Regions from separate parts of the Mus musculus genome. Here region 2 is linked to region 1. A link is a loop called in an ENCODE intact Hi-C map of the cell type or tissue named here. Cell type or tissue: left cerebral cortex. All regions are shown on one strand.

Region 1 (8,000 bases):
CCGTTCCGTGTCACATGCCATTTCTGGAGTTCAAGTAAAGTGACCTTTCCCAGGTCTTTCCCAGGAGCCTTGTCTGGAGGTGAAGTGAGGGAAATAAGGATTCCAGAGGCTAGAAGAGTAGCTGTTGGGTTGCAGAAGCAGCTAGGATAGAAGGCATCACCTCTGTTCTTACTTTGTACTTTGGCTTGGCTTCCGAGTCTGTTTCAGGAACAAACCTTGATTCCTGTGTCATTGCATGAGCCTTATGTCACCACAGGTGCCAGAAACAGCTGCTTTCTAGTGCATATGTCTGCCAAACCAGGCAAAGCAGTATTTTCTCTGATGCCCTGTATAATGTATCTCCACTGATTTGGTTCAGTTTCTCTGAATGTTAGAAAATGCCCCAAACATCTTTCCAGGCTGAGGTAACTACACAGAATCCCTTTTACTTATCTGTCTACAGTTAGGTAACAGATCACCTAAAACATAGTGGCTTTAAACAACCAATATCTGTCTCAATTCCCACAGGCAGGTCTGTAGACATGTCAGCTGAGTCGTTTGCTCAGGTGTCATAACACCGCAAGAAAAGAGTAGCTGGGTAGTGTTCTTATCTGGGCTTTTGGCAGGAGGGAAATCTACTTCCAAACTCTCTCAGGTTGTTGGAAAAAAAGGATGTCCCTTTAGATATCTGTATTCTCCACCTGCAGCTCTTGGAGGCCAGGTACACGTCCTTCTACAAGATGGCCAATTCCTTCATCAAGATGGAGCCTGATGGCAAAGAGAATGCCGTGTTGTGTAATATAGTCATGGGTGAGGCACCCTGTCACTTTTGACATGGTCTACTGAGAAAAGCAAATCACAAACACCAGTAGCATTGAAGGGGAGGGAACCAAACAGAGGCATAGATGACAGAATGTGGGCTTTGGTGGGACACTAGTCTGACCGTTTAAATGGAGAAATGGCATGAAAAGAAGAAGCTACTAAAATATGTTTATATAAATGAATTCTTTGATGAGAAAAAACAAACCTAATATTAGCTGCTACAATTGGATCCTATCATCTTTGGAAAGATGGTCCATGTGTGACTATGTCAAGTAAATACAGATTACAAACTGGAAGAGTGTAACACTCCAAGGGCCTTCACATTTTGTTACAATATTTGCCTTAGGAAGACATCAGACAAAAATTAGTATCCAACAATTTATCTTGATTTTCTCTATTTATGATCAATGCACATCTAAAAGAAAGTGCTAGGGCCTAGAATTTTTTTCTTCTTTTTTTTTCTTCTTTTGTTCTTCACACTTGAAAGTTTCTGTGCTGAAACTTGAGTCCTTTCGTTGATGGTATTAGGATGTAAGGACTATGGGGATATAAGTCGATCTGAGGTCTCACCCTGACTGGTGGGATTAGTGTTCTTATTGAAGGCCTCTGAGAGCAGCCTTGCCTCTTCTGCTGTGGTGGTACAGAGTAAGAGCCTTCAGCTATGATCCATGAATTCCTCAGTCCCTACTGCATATGCAGGTGCCTTGTTCTTGGCCTTGTGGCCTAGTCCCTGTCTGTTGCTGTGAAGAGACATTATGACCATGGCAACTCGTATGGAAGAAAGCATTTAATTTGGAGCTTCCTTACAACTTCAGAGGTTTAGTCCATTTTCATCATGGTAGCATATATGATACTAGAATAGTAGCTGAGAGCTATATCCTGATCCATGGGTAGCAGGATGAGAGAGTCAATTGGGTCTAGCATGGGCTTTTGAAACATCAAAGTCCAAATCCAGTGACACACTTACTCCAACAAGGCCATACCTCCTAATCCTTTCAAATAGTTCCACTCCATATGACCTATGGAGGCCATTCTTATTCAAACCACTATGCCTTGCCAGCTTCTAGAACTGTAAGAGATACATTTCTGTTGGTTCATGAGTCTGTCGCTTCTGTGAGGCCACTGTGTCATGTCCATGCAAGGAGAGCTGCAGAGGCTTTCCCACGCCGGGCAGCTTAGCTAGTAAACCACTGCAGTATTTCCTAAGAGCCATCTCAGATTCTTTGGCAGTATCTTTTGTGCATGCTCTAGGGACAAAAGATCAAGGGAGCACTCCTCTTTGGCATGCCATCTGTAGAAATGAAGTCATAGCAGTTTTATTGCAGTGGCACAGTCCCAAAGTCATTCATAAGATGTGTCCCTTGACTAAAAGTTTTTCATCCAGGATGAGAGGTATGTTATATATGTTAGAAAGATATTGTCATGGAGTGTGCTGGAAAATATTTATTTTGTGCATTATTAATCCAGTCTTTGAGATATTCTGTTTATTCTGTTACTTTTTTTTTTACTTTAAAGTTATGGCATAGATTACAATGTGATTTTTGTCAAATTATAAATATTTGATCCTTAAATATGTTCCTAAAACTTCAATAATTTAAATTGCATTAACTTTGTGTCATTTTTTTCCCCTGGCATATAGGTTTGGGCTCCCTCTTCTGTGGCTTCCGCTTCAATTCCCGTCCTCAGGTCCTTCCTTTCCTGACTTCCCTTGATGATGGACCTATAACATGGGAGCCAAATAGATCCATTCTTACTCTAAGTCGCTTTTATCATAGGAACAGAGAAACAAACTAGAACAGAAGTTCATACCAGGAATGGGGTTGTTTCTACGGGGCGTTGATTGTAGAAGGTTTGGGATTTGTATTGGAAAAGCTTCTGAGTGCTCACAGCTTAATTGACTGTCCTGTGGGAAGTTGGAAGATAATAATATCGAGAAAAGAAAATACAACGGAGTCCTGGCTTGAAGGTTTCAGAGGAAAGTTTAAGAGCCCCTCAAAGACTCTTATCAAAGCTGTTTGTAATGATACATTTGAATTAAAAAATCATAAAAGTAAAGTTTGTGTTTCATAGGGGCAGTGGATTTTGGTCAGGTGTGCTGAAGCATCAGCTATAATTAAGAAGAGAATGGCCTGTTTGAAGTGAACTTTCTTGGTAGTATTTCTTAGGGTTATTATCACACAGAGACTGTGGTCTAATGGGGGAAAGGTTGCATTTTAAGTTGGTAGTAGAACTTGACATTATGTAAGGTTTTTGACATGGTACTTAAAAAATATTTATGTATATGTTGTGTGTATATATGTCTGTGTACCTTGTGTGTGCCTGGTATCTGCAAAGGCCAGAAAAGGGTGTCAGAATTCCTGGGCCTGGAGTTTGATTCAGATGTGAACTTCTATGTGGGTGTTGGGAATTGAACCCAGGTCCTCTGGAAAGCAGGCAATGTTATCAACTGCGGAGCCATACTGGTTTTGAAGATATGAAAGAGTCATAAAGAATAGAGGAGGCTTGGTACCATGTGAAGTCCCTGCAGAGAGACTCTGAGAGGCCATTGGTGAAGATGCAGCCTCAGTTCAAAGAGAAACCCCAGGATTTTGGAGATGCCAGGATCATGAGATGACCACCAAGTATAGCAGCAGGTACGGAGTGGATCTAACCTAAGCCTGTATGATAAGCTGTATGTGCTATGAATGGTGGCGGTGAAGAGGGGAGCTACCTAAGCTGTCTAAAGCTCAAAGACCAGGAGTTCCCGTTTTTCCGATGTAGCCCATTACAGTCACGCATCACCAAGTTAAAAAACTACCCACAATTTGCCTAAGACGGGTTATATTGGCAAGAAAGGGGCAGAAAGTGTAATATCTAGAGAGGCCACCTCTTTTACCCCCTCAATTCCGGGTACTTGGTTTCTCCAGTCAGTGTGTAAGTCCCGAATGATCGAGGTATCGAGCGCGCTGGGTCTGTCTCTGGTGCCATTTGGTTTGCGCTTCTGGATTCTCCACGGAATTAGCTGAAATTCATCATGAGTATCCAGGGCATTTAGTTTTTGTAAGAGTTTGAAGTTCATAGGCGCTTGGTGAGTCAGTTTCAGACTTCTACCCCACCCCGCCCCGCCCCTACTGCCGCTGCACTTTCTGTTCCCAGCCCTGCAAATGTATAAGCCACCAGCGCCGCTTTGGGGTGACCCTGCGCATGGACGTTGCTTTCAGTAACAATTCATTTTGTTTTTTTGTTTTTTCTTTGAACTTATCTTTTATTAAACAGGATTCTTTTCTCACATAATCTGATTACGGTTTCTCCTCCCTCTAGTCCTTCCAGCACTTACCCACTTCGCCTCCCATCGGATCTGCTCCCTTCTTGTCTCTCAGAGAAGAGCAGTTGATTTCAGAGTTCTCTTCTGTCTCAGAATCAACGTGGGCTATTTAGGAGTTTTCATAGGACTCCCTCTGCCAACAAGTCAACTGAATGTAACCCAGTCTCAGCACTGGGACCTTTTCCTGGCTACAAAAGATGGCCAGTTCAGATTTTATATTCTCTATAACTAGGAGTCCTCCCTTAGTGTTCGCTAATTCCAGCTGTCTTTCCCCCCACTCTTCCCCTCCATCCCTACAGCACTGTGTCCCCACCCCCACCCCCACCCCCTTCTGCCCCAGTCTGCTTGCAATGCCAGGAACCAGAGACTGGGTACCCTAGAGACTAAGAACCAAACATGACTAGCAAAGAAGGAGGAGGAGAAGGAGAAGAAATTATTCACAATGGTAATTTATTTTGCTGTACTCCTAGATCAGTGCCTTGTTTTGTTGCATCATGTGGATAGAGAGTCTAAATTGGAGAGCTCTATCAGGGACTCTGTGGAAGAGGGGGAGGAAAGACTGTAGGAGTCAGAGGGGATGGGAACTACCAGGAGAACATGACTAACTGAAAGAACTAAACAGGGTTCACATGGGCCGACAGAGACTGAAGCAGCACGCGTGCACACACACACACACACACACACACACACACACACACACACAACTTTTATATATTTAAGAGTTAATGGAAAATGTAAATGAGCTAAATACCTAATAAAAAATGGAAAAAAAAAACAAAAAAAAAAAACAAAAAAAAAAACAAAAAAAAAAAAAAAAGAGTTAATGGAAAAGGAGGCTATGCATTTGAAGGAGAGCAAGAACATTTTAAAAATGAATTTTCATGTTAATTTTAATTGTTAAAGTAGTATTAAGAAGTACTTGAAGGGGCTGGGCATGGTGGTACTGGTACCTAATCTGAGCATTTAGTAGGTGGGGCCTTGGAGGGTCGTGGGGGGACAACTGCTGCACATTTGAGGCAAGCCTGGTTTGAGAAAGAATTATTAATAGGATTGATTAAGAAGAACATAAAATGGGAAAGGTCATCAAATGTACGAAGGCTAACTAACATTCTTTTATTTTAGAGTACAATGAATATGGGAACATTACTTTTGTAAAATATCTCTTTTATTTTGTATTGAGTTTAAAAGATCACTTATTTATTTAAAAAAATCCTTCTCTCATATTACATCCAGACCACAGTTTCCCCTCCCTCCCCTCCTTACAGTCTCTCTCCCACCCAATCCACTCCTCCCCCCCTTTTCCGCTCAATAAATGAAGGAAGGAAGGAAGGAAGGAAGGGCAGGCCTCTCAGAAATATCTACCAAACATAATATATCAAATTTCAATAAGACTAGGTACCTCCCCTCATATTCAGGCTGGACAAGGCAACCCAGTAGGAGGAAAAGAGTCCTAAAAGCAGACCAAAGAGTCAGAGACAGCCCCTGCTCCCACTGTTACGAGTCCCACAAGAAGACCTCTGTGTATGTATGTATGTATCTATAACACACGCAGAGGGCCTAGGTCAAACCCATGCAGGCTCATTGATGGCCAGTTCAGTTCTTGTGAACCCCAGGTTTGTTGATTCTATGAGTTTTCTTGTGTCCTTGACCCCTCTAGCTCCTATAATCTTTCCTCCTCCTCTTCTGCAGAGCTTGGAGCTGGAGCTCTGCTTATTCTTTGGCCATGGGTCTCTGCATCTGTTTCCATCAGTGGTTGGATGAAGCCTCTTTGGTGATGATTATGACTGGCTCCTTTCTATGAGTATAGCAGAATTTCGCTGACTCCTGCCCCACTCCTGGCAGGAGTGTTTGGTTCTATCCTAGGTCTCTGGGTTATCTAGCCCCTGGGTCCTGGACCTCCAGGCAGTGTCAGGGGTGGGCTTCCTTTTGTGGCATAAATCTCAAGGTGGTACAGTCATTGGTTGGCCACTCTCACAATTTCCGGGCCACCTATACTGAAGCAGGACAGATTGTAGATTGAGGGTTTTGCTGCTGGGTTGGTGTTCCAGCCCCTCCATTGGAAATCTTGCCTGGTTATAGGAGATGGTCAGTTTAGGCTATGTATACCCCATTATGAGTAATCATAGCTAGGGTCACCCTCAAAGATTGCTGGGAGGTTCCATTACACTAGGTTTCTACCTCCCCCCCCCCAAATTCCCATTGTCTCTTTCATTACTCTCTCCTTGCATCCTCTCCTGCCCCCAGTCTACCCACAATATCTATTCTATTTCTCCTTCCCAGGGAGATTCATGTGTCTCCACCTTAAGCCCTCCTTGTTACTTAGCCTCTCTGGGTCTGTGGATTACAGCATGGTCATCCTTTACTGTGCAGCCAATATCTACTTATAAATGGTTACATACCATGTTTGTCTTTCTAGGTCTGGCTTACCTCACTCAGAATGATTTTTTTTTCTAGTTCCATACATTTGAGTGCAAATTTCATGATGTCATTTTTTTTTAAACAGTTGAGTAACACTTCATTGTATAAATGTACAATGAAGTTTGGTTTTCTTTGACCATCCTTCAGTTGAGAAACATTCGCATTACTTTTTGTAAAATATCATTTTCATTTTGTATTGAGTTTTAAAGTTAATTAGTTAATTGATTGATTGATACAGGATCTCTCTACATAGCTCTGGCTGTGATGGAACTCACACATAGACCAGGCTGGCCTCAAACTCAAAGAGATCCTCCTACCTATGCCTCCTGAACGCTGGGATTAAAAGAATGCACAACCATGCCCAGCTAAAGGGCCATTTTAAGAGGAATTTTAAAGGCATTTATTAATGTGAACTTGAAAGAACTAGGCATAGAAATTGTTTTTCTTATAATCATGTATAATCAAGAGAAAAGAAACAGCAGAAACATAATGGGACATTTAATATTGAGTTTTGAGAACTATTTCTTAAAAGTGGAAACAGGGATGGAATCAATGTAATTCAGGAGTAGACCCTTGCCTGTCACAGGGGAATCGCTGACGTGAAAAACAAACACAAAATGGAAACAGCTCGCTCTAGCCCTTTGTGCACAATTCAGTCTGAGGCTGGGGTTTCACACAGTAGGTGGGCCTTTGCACAATTACCATTCCTACCTAGTTCTCACAGGGCCAGGCTGAGCATTGGGGTGAAGGATGGAATGGCCTTTCTCCATCAATGCCTTGGGTGAGTATGCAATGAAAAAGAAACCCCACAGTAGGAGCATGCGCAGTAGGAGCATGCTCCGGGCTTTCCCACAGCACCAGTGCGAGTGAACAGTGATGCCCACAGTGGTTTGCTCTCGATTGTGAAGATCTCGATGAGTCTCTGGAGATCACGTGGGGGGCTCTAAAAATGATATGTTACACTTCCTTTCGGGAATTCTCTTCCCAGAATAGTGTAGTTCTTTGAAACTCTCATTTAAATGAGCTTCATGGTCTGTGGAAGGTGTGAACGCTCACACCTGCTTTGCAAATTGATAAACTACACCCCAAACTCCTAACAGGTGGTTTGCTTGAAATCCAGTCATGAGTCAGCAGCTCCTCCGTCCTCCGCTAACTCCCTGACCTCTCTTTTCATGGCATTTTAGTTAGGAAAACACATTTAATAATAGGAGCATGTTGGTCGGCTTTTTTTTTTTTTTTTTTTTTTTTTTTTTTTTTTTTTAAATCTTGAGGCCATTGCGTTTCCTTGTGTGTATGTGTGTGTACACACTGATGCCGCTTGTGTGTGTTTCTGTGTTTGCCTGTGTTTTCTGAAACATTTTTGCCAAGTGGTATCTTCTTCCCACTTTCCAGATGGTAGTTCTGAATCTCTCCCTTTTTGAAATTGCTCACAAATCAGGAGGCTCTGCCTGCCAGTTAACAGATTTTAACAGCAGCT
Region 2 (8,000 bases), 130 kb before region 1:
CTTTTTCTCTGAGATGTGTTTCCTGTAAGCAGCAAAATGTTGGGTCTTGTTTGTGTAGCCAGTTTGTTAGTCTATGTCTTTTTATTGGGGAGTTGAGACCATTGATGTTAAGAGATATTAAGGAAAAGTAATTGTTGCTTCCTGTTATTTTTGTTGTTAAAGTTGGCATTCTGTTCTTGTGGCTGTCTTCTTTTAGGTTTGTTGAGGGATTACCTTCCTGTTTTTTCTAGGGCGTTGTTCCCGTTCTTGTATTGTTTTTTTTTTCTGTTATTATCCTTTGAAGGGCTGGATTCGTGGAGAGATAATGTGTGAATTTGGTTTTGTCCTGGAATACTTTGGTTTCTCCATCTATGGTAATTGAGAGTTTGGCTGGGTATAGTAGCCTGGGCTGGAATTTGTGTTCTCTTAGTGTCTGTATAACATCTGTCCAGGCTCTTCTGGCTTTCATAGTCTCTGGTGAAAAATCTGGTGTAATTCTGATAGGCTTGCCTTTATATGTTACTTGACCTTTTTCCCTTACTGCTTTTAGTATTCTATCTTTATTTAGTGCATTTGTTGTTCTGATTATTATGTGTCGGGAGGAATTTCTTTTCTGGTCCAGTCTATTTGGAGTTCTGTAGGCTTCTTGTATGTTCATAGGCATCTCTTTATTTAGATTTGGGAAGTTTTCTTCAATAATTTTGTTGAAGATGTTTGCTGGTCCTTTGAGTTGAAAATCTTCATTCTCATCCACTCCTATTATCCGTAGGTTTGGTGTTCTCATTGTGTCCTGGATTTCCTGGATATTTTGAGTTAGGATCTTTTTGCATTTTCCATTTTCTTTGATTGTTGTGCCAATGTTCTCTATGGAATCTTCTGCACCTGAGATTCTCTCTTCCATCTCTTGTATTCTGTTGCTGATGCTCAAATCTATGGTTCCAGATTTCGTTCCTAGGGTTTCTATCTCCAGTGTTGCCTCACTTTGAGTTTTCTTTATTGTGTCTACTTCCCTTTTTAGGTCTAGTATGGTTTTGTTCATTTCCATCACCTGTTTGTATGTTTTTTCCTCTTTTTCTGTAAGGACTTCTACCTGTTTGATTGTGTTTTCCTGTTTTTCTTTAAGGACTTGTAACTCTTTAGCAGTGTTCTCCTGTATTTCTTTAAGTGATTTATTAAAGTCCTTCTTGATGTCCTCTACCATCATCATGAGATATGCTTTTAAATCTAGGTCTAGGTTTTCGGGTGTGTTGGGGTGTCCTGGACTGGACGAAGTGGGAGTGCTGGGTTCTGATGATGGTGAGTGGTCTTGGTTCCTGTTAGTAAGATTCCTACGTTTACCTTTCGCTATCTGGTAATCTCTGGAGTTAGTAGTTATAGTTGACTCTGTTTAGAGGTTGTTCTTCTGGTGTTTCTGTTACCGTCTATCACCAGACCTGGGAGACAGATTCTCTCCTCTGAGTTTCAGTGCTCAGAGCACTCTCTGCTGGCAAGCTCTCTTACAGGGAAGGTGTGCCGAAGAAGAAGGCCCAAAACAGGGCCTTTCTCAGAAGCTGTGTTGCTTTGGCAGTTCCCAGAAGCTGTCAGCTTCTGTGGTGCAGACTCTCATCTGTGCAGACTAAATTCCTAAGTTCCAGGGAGTCCCGGAACCAAGATGGCGACCGCTGCTGCTGAGGCTGAGGCCGCCTCCCAAGCCAGGCGGACACCTGTCCTCTGGTCCGGATGGTGGCCGGCTGTCTGCGGCCCGCCAAGGGTGCTGCCTCAGCGGCTCTGTGCTTCCGCCTGTCCCAGAAGCTGTCCGGTTCTCTCGGTCGCCAGTTTTTGCCACCATGTTAGGGGTCTGTGTTTGTGTTTTGGCCCTTGCAGGTTTCTACCATATATTTTTGAGGCTTCTTCTCCTCTTTTGTAGAAAGTCCGAAGAAATCCAAGCCAGCCATCTCTTTCTTGCTGCTGCTATGGAGAATAGGACACGAGGGAAACTCAGGATGATGAGCAGCAGCTGCCCATTGGCTCACACAGGATGGTTTAAGCCTGTAGCCTGTGGCAAGACCCCAGTTAAAATGGATAAATGCAAAGGTCTGTCATCTTATCTAACAGAGATGTCTAGGTGCAGGGCTGACTCAGGGTGGCTGGGCCTGAGGATGGAGATGTGGCTGTCACTTGCTGGCCCCTCCTTCCTGTCCTCCTTCCCTTCTTCCCCTGGCCTTTCTTTCTGTATTGCTGCCCTCCCTCAACTTCCCATCAGTCTTCCTCCATTCTGTCCTGACTTCACCTCCCTCCAGTCTCTTCCTCCGTCCATCTCTCTTTTCCTGCTGCCTGTGATTCATTCTGACCTCCTTCTCCCTTCACCTCACCCCTCTTTTCCCTCTCCCATCTTTGCTCCTCCATCCCCTTTACCTCCTATTCCTACTCCTGCCTCCATTCCTCACCCCCCACCCCCGGCCTTCACCTTCCCACCTGTTCACCTGCTGTCCCGGCCACCCTTGCTCTCCCTGCTTGTGCTTCCTCTGTGGCTCTATTCCTCCTCTGTCTGTCTTCTCATTGCCCACCATCTCTTGGCTCATGCTAAGCTTGCTCTCTAGCACAGACCCTCCTCCCATGGTGGCTTCCCTGAAGCTCTAGATGTCCAGCTTCCCTGTCCAGCTCGGCCTTTTCCATGGAAAAGGACTTTTTGTCTTTTAGAATAGTTCTGTCCAAAAGACTCAGGATTAGCCTTCACACGGCCCAGTAGGGGACTGAAATATGCTGCAGGCCAGAAGCTGAAGAGGGGCAGGGGAATTTATTTGTTACTGTGTATATTTAAGTTTTGGAAAGACATCAGCTAGAGAAGGCAGTTGAGGTGCTGGACTCAGAAGAGAAAGGATTGGGTGCAGGGCCGGTACCCTTGCTGAGCCTATCGGGCCTACTGGTTGCCAGTGCTCGAATAATGACCCCAAATCTCGATAGAATAGAAGCTAATTTTTTCCTTCTCAGTTTTCCGTAGTTCAGTGTAGGTGAGGTCACTTCCCACAAAGTTTCTCTCAGTAGCCGAGTGTTCTCGGCTTATTTCTGGGAAAGAGTAGAAAACAGATCACTGATTACTCTCAGGTGGCATGCAGAACTTTTTGTGTACAGCCCCTTTAACCAGAACCCAGACTCTTGCTCCTAAGCTGCAGAGGATCATGGGAACTTTGTTGGTGGTCTGTATACAGGAAGAACTTGAACATGACTTGGGGAGGGCATGCCAGTTTTAGGGCTGAGGTCAGGTGGTGGGGATGCATAGTGGACAGCAAGCTGCTGGGACTAACCCAGTTCTCTCTGGGTATATCACACACACACACACACACACACACACACACACACACACACACTTTCCTCTGAAGCTTTTCCCATCATTCCTTTGGATCTAGCTGGTCCTGAAACTCTGCCTTTTTTTTTTTTTGAGAAGGTTTTTGGTATTCATACTTCCCGACAACATGGACTCGAAGCTTCAATCTCTTCATTTCATAGGCATAATGTTTAGGACAACAGCTTCCCTGAGTCTTCGTTTCTACCCTTTCTATACTGTGCAAGGAATGGTCATTAATGTGAACCCAATTTCAAAAGCACGCAAACCGCTTCACGATTGGGACATTTTCTACTTTTAGCTGTCATCTTAATTAGCAGTTCAGTGAGGCTCCACATGCTTGTGTTACATCTGGGTGTGGCCTGTGCCGCAGGTGCCCATTCTCCACCCACTCGTGTCTTGTAAGTTCAGAGATAAAAGAGAGTCCAGGATTCACCCATTCCAACATCTTATTTTTCCATAAGGAGGAACCAAGGCCCAGAGAGGCTGCATGTTCATGCAGAGTCACACTGCTGGTCAGTGGTAGAGCTGAGCACAGAGCCATGCCGTCTGCATCCACCCACGGCTCCACTCTCAGGTGCAGCCTTTCACCTTTCCCAGTGTTGTTATTTTGACAGATACAAACTTGCCAGCCAGACTCCATGTCTGCTCAGCTCTGCCACCCGCCTCATAGGCGAGTCTATCGTTTTCCAGAGGTTGCAGGTTCTCTCCCTCCTACCCACACACCTCCTGCCCTGACCAGCTCGTCATGAAGTGTAGAGGTTTTCCTGCGTTCCAGCCTCAGAGACTGTCCTATCTATAGAAGCCGTTGGTTGTGCAGAGCAGGCTGGTGCAGCTGAATGAGAGGCGATAAAGACATAGGTAATTGCTGTAGGGTAATACTGCTGCCAACAAGATGATTGAACTCCCACACAGAAGGTGAACAGATGGTATATTTATTGAAATTCATCGGCTGTGAGATGGAATCAGTTTAACTGACGGCTGGGTACCCTCCTTTCAGACGGAGGGAGGCTCAGGAAACAGCAAGCCTGCCACTAGGGGGCATGATGGTCTCAGGCCCAGAGCCCCTCTTGTCAGAGAGGAAGCCCAGGTTCTGGGTACACTGAAGAATCAATCACTTTAGTTGATTTCCTGATTGAGGCTAAAAAATCATCTCTGTGGCTAAGGAGGAAACCACTATGTTTTTAAAACTTAAAGTCATTTTCAAAGGGCATTTACATAAAATACTCCACTAAAATAACATGGTATCAAATCGATGAGGAGGCAGACTGTGGCTTGTTGGGAGGGGGTGGGTAGGGCAGAGGCTTGGCTAGAAGTAGCTTTGGGTTCAGTACTCTTTAATATCATTGCCCCAATTGGACCTAATAACCTACCTACCTACCCTCTCCCTCTCCCTCTCCCTCTCCCTCTCCCTCTCCCTCCCCCTCCCCTCCCCTCCCTTCCCCTCCTCTTTCCACAGTCTTGCCCTTTAGTCCAGACTAGTCTAAAGTTTACAATGTAGCACAAGGTGGCCTCAGACTCATTAGTCACACCTCCTTATCCTTCTGACTAGCTGGGAGAAGGCCCATGGCAACAGGCCAGGTCACCAATGACATCCCTATCCTATCAGCTGCCTCCCTCTTCAGCATCGCCTGTGTCGTGTAGCCCAGAATGGCAGACAGAACACTGGCTCTAGAAACCTCATTCTGAAAGTTGTAAGAAAAGTGTGTAAATCCACTGGGAAGCCCTGGGACAAACTAGGGGAACTGACACGGGAACGTGGGTTGATGGAAACCTGGTATGTCCCCTAGGACCTTGCATGCTTGTCACCTCTGTTGTCTTAGCTAATCTTAAGGCTCCTCCCCTGCTGGGGGAGACCCTCTGCTTTCCAGATTCATAATAAACAGAAGCATTGCTGGTAACCTGGTGATCCCTCACCTTCGTCACTTTGTGTGGGAACAATTTCTTACTTTTTTGAGTTTATAAACGTGCCCATTTGTATACTCTATAGTCTTGATTGAATTGTTTCTTGTGCAGGCAGGTTTTGTGTGGTACCTAAATATTCTCATGCCTAAAACAGGCCCATGGTCCTCTACTGTAGGGTTGTTTATAAAGATTAAATGGACACTTATTTATTTATTTATTATTAGATATTTTCTTTATATACATTTGAAATGCTATCCCAAAAGTTCCCTATACCCTCCCTCCACCTTGCTCCCTTACCCACCCACTCCTGCTTCTTGGCCCTGGCATTTCCCTGTACTGGGGCATATAAAGTTTGCAAGACCAAGGGGCCTCTCTTCCCAGTGGGAACTAGGCCATCTTCTGCTACATATGCAGCTAGAGATACGAGCTCTGGGGGTACTGGTTAGTTTATATTGTTGTTCCACCTATAGGGTTGCAGACCCTTTTAGCTCCTTGGGTACTTTCTCTAGTTTCTCTATTGGGGGCCCTGTGTTCCATCTTATAGATGACTGTGAGCATCCACTTCTGTATTTGCCAGGCACTGGCATAGCCTCATATGAGACATCTGTACCAGGGTCCCTATTCTAAGGAGGAATGAAATATCTACCCATTGGTCTTCCCTCTTCTTGATTTTCTTGTGTTTTGCAAATTGTATCTTGGGTGTTCTATGTTTCTGGGCTAATATCCACTTCTCAGTGAGTGCATATCTAATGACTTCTTTTGTGATTGGGTTACCTCACTAAGGATGATATCCTCCAGATACATCCATTTGTCCAAGAATTTCATAAATCCATTGCTTTTAATAGCTGAGTAGTACTCCATTGTGTAAACGTACCACATTTTCTGTATCCATTCTTCTGTTGAGGGACATCTGGGTTCTTTCCAGCTTCTGGCTATTATAAATGAAGCTGCTATGAACATAGTGGAGCATGTGTTCTTATTACCAGTTGGAACTTCTTCTGGGTATATGCCCAGGAGAGGTATTGCTGGATCTTCCGGTAGTATTATGTCCAATTTTCTGAGGGACCTCCAGACTGACTTCCAGAGTGGTTGTACAAGCTTGCAATCCCATCAGCAGTGGAGGAGTGTTCCTCTTTCTCCACATCCTGGACAGCATCTGCTGTCACCTGAATTTTTGATCTTAGCCACATCTGACTGTTGTGAGGTGGAATCTCAGGGTTGTTTTGATTTGCATTTCCCTGATGATTAAGGATGTTGAACATTTTTTCAGGTGCTTCTCAGCCATTCAGCACTCCTCAGGTAAGAATTCTTTGTTTAGCTCTGAACCCCATTCTTAATGGGGTTATTTGAATTTCTGGAATCCAGCTTCTTGAGCTCTTTGTATATATTGGATATTAGTCCCTTATCAGATTTAAGATTGGTAAAAATCCTTTCCCAATCTGTTGGTGGCCTTTTTGTCTTATTGACAGTGTCTTTTGCCTTACAGAAGCTTTGCAATTTTATGAGGTCCCATTTGTCAATTCTTGATCTTACAGTGCAAGCCATTGCTGTTCTGTTTAGGAATTTTTCAAGGCTTTTCCCTACTTTCTCCTCTCTTAATTTCAGTGTCTCTGGTCTTATGTGGAGGTCTTTGATCCACTTAGACTTGAGCTTTGTACAAGGAGATAAGAATGGAACAATTCACATTCTTCTACATGATAACCACCAGTTGTGCCAGCACCGTTTGTTGAAAATGCTGTCTTTTTTCTACTGGATGGTTTTAGCTCCCTTGTCAAAGATCAAGTGACTAGGTATGTGGGTTCATTTCTGGGTCTTCAATTCTATTCCATTGATCTACCTGTCTGTCAGTTAAATGTACACTTTTATGTAAAATGTTTGAAACAAAGTCATACAAGTAGAAAGTACTCAAGGAACTCTAGCTTTGGTTTACTGTGACTACCATGATTATTACCCTGTGCATTTCTCACTGAATCCTATGGCTGCTACCACTGCCTCTACTCAGCCACTGTGTTACATTGTTACATTGTTAAATTGCTACTACTGACTTCATTTGAATTTCTGGGCATTCATTTGCACTGAATGTAGAAAATATTTAATCATACCACTTTAAGGTAAGTCCCCTTTTCTACATTTTAGTGAATTTGGAAAATTTCATTTCTTCTAGAAAGAATAGGTTAATCTGAGGCTTTTTTTCTGCTTTTTTCAGTGCAGATGGGGACAATGTAGCTCCTGCTTGTCCTATCTGCCCTGAGATATCTTGTCTTTAGATTATTCCTTTGTCCTCTGTTCTTGCACATCTCAGAATCTCCAGCCATTCTTGTGCCTTGTGGGACTCTCTAGTGTCATGCTCTAAGAAGCTCAGCTAAGTCATCATTCATAGTAATACAGCAGTTAATTTTTATATCATTAATTTTGTGTTTCATATATAATGTATGTGCTTGGACAGTCTGATAGACCTGTCCAAGCAGTAGCTTTGGGTCCACCAACCTCACCACAAACACCTGAACAACGTCTTCCTTCTTGCCATTGGGATGGCTTCTCCATCATTAGCTGAGAGGAAGTTCTCAGCTTCACATGAGCTGTTGGGACACTACAGTATGTGTCAGTGGTGACTGAACCTGCGATATGTGTTATGTGACCACTTGCTTTGTAGTGTTGAGATAGTCACCTTACATATTCATATTATTCATAAGGAAATATGTAAACTAGCTTCAGCTCCTCATCCCATATCATATAAACAAGAGGTAGACTCTCACCACTTCCTCTCCTGTATCACTTGGGATAGTGTTGTTTG

What was found. Peaks named below come from ENCODE experiments on the same cell type or tissue, not always from the same donor. Only the 100,000 strongest peaks of a DNase experiment are listed, where the experiment ranks them.
Region 2: a loop joins it to region 1, with 2.6 times the contacts of the local background. A loop is called at or near these places in 3 of 42 quality-filtered maps.

What each region holds. Positions count from the first base shown.
Region 1 is chr12:74,181,000-74,188,999 of GRCm38, forward strand. All of the region lies in intron 3 of Syt16 (synaptotagmin XVI), which reads left to right. Among named protein-coding and RNA genes, the nearest start is that of Gm40889, 44 kb to the left of the region's middle. In left cerebral cortex, a CTCF peak has its summit at 3,971; DNase peaks (open chromatin) are centred at 228, 7,484 and 7,970.
Region 2 is chr12:74,051,523-74,059,522 of GRCm38, forward strand. The region is part of intron 1 of Syt16 (synaptotagmin XVI); the gene reads left to right. Among named protein-coding and RNA genes, the nearest start is that of Syt16, 58 kb to the left of the region's middle. In left cerebral cortex, a CTCF peak has its summit at 4,331 (motif pointing right); a DNase peak (open chromatin) is centred at 4,227; H3K27ac peaks cover 919 bases.